Linked DNA regions of Homo sapiens: region 2 is linked to region 1. A link is an interaction called in ENCODE POLR2A ChIA-PET data of the cell type or tissue named here. Cell type or tissue: PC-3. All regions are shown on one strand.

Region 1 (2,500 bases):
TCTTAGTAATTTTTCATCCACTGATATCACACTCTCACCCTCACTCCTTGGTGATACACTTTTACTTTTCCTTATTTTCAGAGTTGAGCCCAATCTCTCTCCCCTACCCCAAAACTCCACTGCAGTAGTTCTTATACCTGTTACAACAGTTACCTGAATAAAATCTGTCTTACTGTTCTTTAACAAATGTTATAAACAATATTTTTCTTTAACATTATGTTAAAAGCAGAACAAATCCAGTAAGTGTTTTCCCAGCACGTATCACAAAGCCCATAATTAATTGCATGCAAATGGTTCGATTAATTATAAGAGCTTTGCCTTAAGATTCTCAATCATTTCACCTCATTCTACATGTCTGTTTTAATCCAGCACTATGCTACAAGACACATTCTTTTCTCCAGCCAGGCAGGCTTTCTTGGGGGTCTCACCTGCACTTTCTAGTGCTCATTTATCTAGGGTTCTCAAAGCATTCAAAGACCAATCTGCCTTTACCTGCTCACAGTACTGCAGTTCACACTCAGTATTTTTTTGGTAATCATTAAGAAGAGGTCTGAAATGCAAGCTACAGTCCAGACAAGCGCTTTGTAGCCAAAAAGTCCTTATGCAGAATATTGATCAAGACTGTGGAGTCTCATTTAATAACAGATATGCCCCCTGAAAACAGGTACATTATCTCTTCTTTTGTCCAAACAAAATGTGATTTCAGATGCACTCCGAGGAACTTTTTATCTAAAAGGAGCCTAGGCTGAAAGTTTTGGTAATGAGTATTCTTGTGCCTCAATGTATCGGTTTCATAAATTTATTTTATTAAAGCAGAACGAGTATAATAAAACGATGCTGAAAGAAAGTTATGTGGCTAGCTCTTTCCTATTTCCTTTAACGGGCTCATAGGGAGCCAGCTAAAATTCAGCTAGTTCGAAGAGTAAATAAAGCACATTGCATCCTGCTCATTCAAAGTGATTTCATTACACTAAATTCTAAGGGCAGGAACAATGTCTTACCCATCATTCATCACACATACTTTCAGTCTATAGCTAGGAGTGCCCCAGCGATTAATGTTTGTGGAATACTGAGTCATTTAAAAAGTCTTCGAGATGATCTATGAAAAACGAATATACATACACTGAATTATAAAAGTGTAGATGTCTTTTAATTACATTCAGCACGTACTGAGGTACTGTGGTATTGCCCACAGTACGTGCCAAAAATGTAGCAAATAATACTAAGTTGATTTTATCCTTGTAAACTGAAACTGGTAAGTGACTTTGGTATGTCAAAAGAGATACTTGCTTTTAATAAAATCACTCAACAGACTGATTCCCCAAGTACTTTCAGAACCAAATTCTATTTTTGAAACTTAGATTTACATCTAACTTTTTAAGAACCCACTTATGGCAAAATATGGACAAAAGAGGGTACTCAGTATTTCCACTCAGGGAAGGACTGAGTATTAAAGAAAAGCAGCATGGACGTAGGAGCTCTTAGTATTATTTCATTTAATTCTAGTTCTACATCAGACCTTTATAGCATAATAATCAAATGACAAATGCTGCTCTAGATCCATCAGAGCATATAACTATATTGTTTGTTATGATAAATGAAGCAAATTATAACAATTCCATAATGCTGAGAGTAGCAAGGCTGTTTTGGAGCTCCATGTGTGTATATGTAATAAATCATCCCTTTGAAAAGATAATTGCAGCACCACTAGAGAGGAGGAAAAAAAACAACTTTGAGGGCAATTATTTGAAAGCTCCTCAAATTAACATGTATACAGTTGGTTCTTTGTTACTGAGTGCACATTAGTAAAAGTTGTTTCAGGACATTAGTTCACTTAGTTGAAGGAAATAATGTAATTCTAGTTATTAACCACTTTAATTTTAAAAGTGCTTTGTAAACTGAGAAGACATTAGACTGTAAGAACAATGTGGAAGGCACAAGCAATTAGATGCTAAATGGGCTCCTTTTGAAAACCTTTAGGAAAACAAAATCAAAAAGCTTCAAGGTTCTAGGAAAACTGAATGTACATATGTAATGTGAGCAAGTTCGATTTCATTTTACTGACCATCAATATCACAAAGGGAGTGAAATTAAGCCCTTCTCTCAATAGTAATTTCAATAGATTTACTGAATGAAATCATATTATGAGTCAAATGCCTTTGTAATGTAATTTAGCAGTGCCTCCTTGAGGACCCATGAAATAGAATTTTGTGTGTTACTTCACTTTAGAATCATTGCCAAAAAGTATAACACTGCTTTACAAATATCCTCCAGAGACCTAAGCCAGGATTTGGTGTTACCAGTAGACCATCAGCGAATTGACTAAGGCAGAACCATCTAATATGCTCAGTATGAACAAAGTTTGCTAAGGGTCAGTCAGCCGTACCGACAGAGGAAAATGCAAAAAAACTCATGCAATTACTTGAATAAGTCTCCATTCTAACATACAAAATAGATAGCAAGTGATTACTTGCAAATTTGCACTTCTATCACTTCTAAA
Region 2 (2,500 bases), 480 kb after region 1:
GCTCTTCTCACATTTGTGTTAAGATTCAACTCCTTTAGTAAACCACTTATTCTCTAAAATACTCAAAGTGGCTCTGCTTCCATAAAACAGGCCTAAGTGATAAAATCTTTTTTTTTTCCCATTTCTACCTTTTGAACTTATGTATCCTTCCATTTGGTAGTAACATATAGGTTAGCTTTTATCCAGTTGATTCTTAAATGCATGATCTCATGTAATCCCTACAATAATTCCAAGTAGTATATATTAACATGCCCATTTTTGAGAGAAAGAAATAAAAGCTTAGATTTCTTAGTCAATTGGCCACCCAAAACCCAAGAAACACTAAGTTAAAAAGCAGGAACTTGATTCTAGCTTCAACACTATTCCACAGGCAGACAGTAGCAAATGTAATGGTATAAGAACATCTGAAAATTCCCTCCACTACAAAATAACCAGAAAACTGGCCAAAAGTGTCAGAACCAACTTTTTCAGAACTCTGAAAATTAACCAAAGACTTGCAATAATACAGGAAGCATTTATTCAAGAGAAATGCTAAATCTTGGTAAGAAGAGCAAGCTTCATGGCATTTTAACTTGTACCATTCCAATCCCCTCTTCTCCAGTTCTGTAGTAGTCTTGAATACCAAGAGCCTGCAATCTTCGTGAAAACTAGTGGCCTGGCAGCCACTGGAGGGGGCAGAATGGGTTTGAAACACCTTTAAAGCTGCATTTCTGGAAAACTGTCATCATATGCCCAGTCTAGTGATTCCCTGGAAAAGCTCACTTGCAAGACTATCTTTATTTGACCTAATTCTAAGCTTGTTCAGTGAAAAGTCTTTCAAAAAACAACTAGAAATGACTGATTAATTTTGCAGCTGCCTGAGGTGGTAAATAACAGTTGGGGCAAACAAATGCAAAGAAACAAGAAAGTATGTTTATACAGGGAAAAGGCAATCAACAGAAACTATCCCTGAGGATGCCCAGATATTAGACTTACTAAACAAAGACTTAAAATCAACTATCTTAAGTAATCCCTGGTACAGGCATTAAGAATATAACTCAGGCCAGGCATGGTGGCTCACGCCTGTAATCCCAGCACTTTGGGAAGCTGAGGCGGGCAGATCTCCTGAGGTCAGGAGTTCGAGACCAGTCTGGCCAACATGGTGAAACCCCGTCTCTACTAAAAATACAAAAATTAGCCGGGCATGGTGGCGTAAACCTGTAATCCCAGCTACCCAGGATGCTGAGGCAGGAGAATCACTGAAACCTGGGAGGCAGAGGCTGCAGTGAGCCGAGATCACGCCACTGCACTCCAGCCTGGGCAACACGGCAAGACTCCATCTCAAAAAAAAAAAAAAAAGAATTGTTAGAACAAAGGCACATTTTTATGATAAAATGTTTACTCCATCAAGAAAGATATAACAATCACAAATATATGTGCAGCTAAAATAACTCCAAATTGCATGAAGCAAAAACTGAAAGAACTAAAGAGAAAAATAAACAACTGAACAATAATATTTGGAGATGTCAATACCTAACTTTTAAAAATGGACAGAATAACTACACAAAAGATGTAAGTAGACATGAATAATGCTATAAACCAACTAGACCTAACAGACATTTAAAGAACACTCCAGCCAACAGCAGAATACACATTCTTCTCAAGTGCACATAAACATTCTCCAGGATATACTATACGACAGGCCACAAAACAAGTCTCAACAAATGTGAAAGACTGAAGTCATAGAAAGTATGTTCTCCAACCACAATTGGGATAAAATTCAAAATCAATAACAAAAGGAATTTTGTGGAAATTAAACAATATACTCTTAAATAATCAATGAAATGAAGAAATTACAACAAAATTAAAAACACTTTGAGATTAACAAAACCAAAACCAAAATATGCTGAAACTTACGGGATGTAGCAAAAGCCTGATTCAATGGAAATTTATACCTATAAATGCCTATATTGAAAAAAAAGTTCTCAAATCAATAATCTAACCTTCCACCAAAAGTAACTAGAAAAAGAACAGCAAACTATACCCAAAGCAAGGAGAAGAAAGGAAATAAAAATTAGGGTATAAATTTAAAAAACAGAGGATCAAAAAATAATAGAGAAAATCAAAAAACCAAAAGTTAAATCTTTAAAATCAAATTACTAAAATTAGAAAGAAAAGGAGACATTACTACCAATCTTACAGAAATAAAAAGGATTACAGGGAAATACTATACTCCCCAGGTATCCTACGCTGAAAACAGGATCCAAGGCTCAGACATCAAATCATATTCTCAAAGAATCTGCTTGGTTAAAAACACCATTCTACAAATATTTATTCTACTTCAAACTATACTATAGTATAGATTGTGATGATTTACCAGAGTTTAATACCTAGTATTCTGCAACCATTGCAAAGAAGACAAAATAAATATAAACAGTTCCCAACTTAACGATGGTCTGACATACAATTTTTTAAATTTACAATGGTACCATAGCAATACACATTTGGTAGAAACTGTACA

Evidence for each region. ChIA-PET counts read pairs that join two places held together with the same protein. Peaks named below come from ENCODE experiments on the same cell type or tissue, not always from the same donor. Only the 100,000 strongest peaks of a DNase experiment are listed, where the experiment ranks them.
Region 2: POLR2A ChIA-PET joins it to region 1 with 8 read pairs; 2 of 35 experiments call an interaction of 5 or more read pairs at or near these places.

The regions. Positions count from the first base shown.
Region 1 is chr2:33,229,592-33,232,091 of GRCh38, reverse strand. The region is part of intron 9 of LTBP1 (latent transforming growth factor beta binding protein 1); the gene reads right to left. Among named protein-coding and RNA genes, the nearest start is that of MIR4430, 190 kb to the left of the region's middle. In PC-3, CTCF peaks have their summits at 1,982 and 2,184 (motif pointing left); a DNase peak (open chromatin) is centred at 1,011; H3K4me3 peaks cover 1,136 bases; H3K27ac peaks cover 2,500 bases.
Region 2 is chr2:32,747,528-32,750,027 of GRCh38, reverse strand. The region is part of intron 12 of TTC27 (tetratricopeptide repeat domain 27); the gene reads right to left. Among named protein-coding and RNA genes, the nearest start is that of LINC00486, 77 kb to the left of the region's middle. In PC-3, no CTCF peak of the experiment used is centred here; no DNase peak of the experiment used is centred here.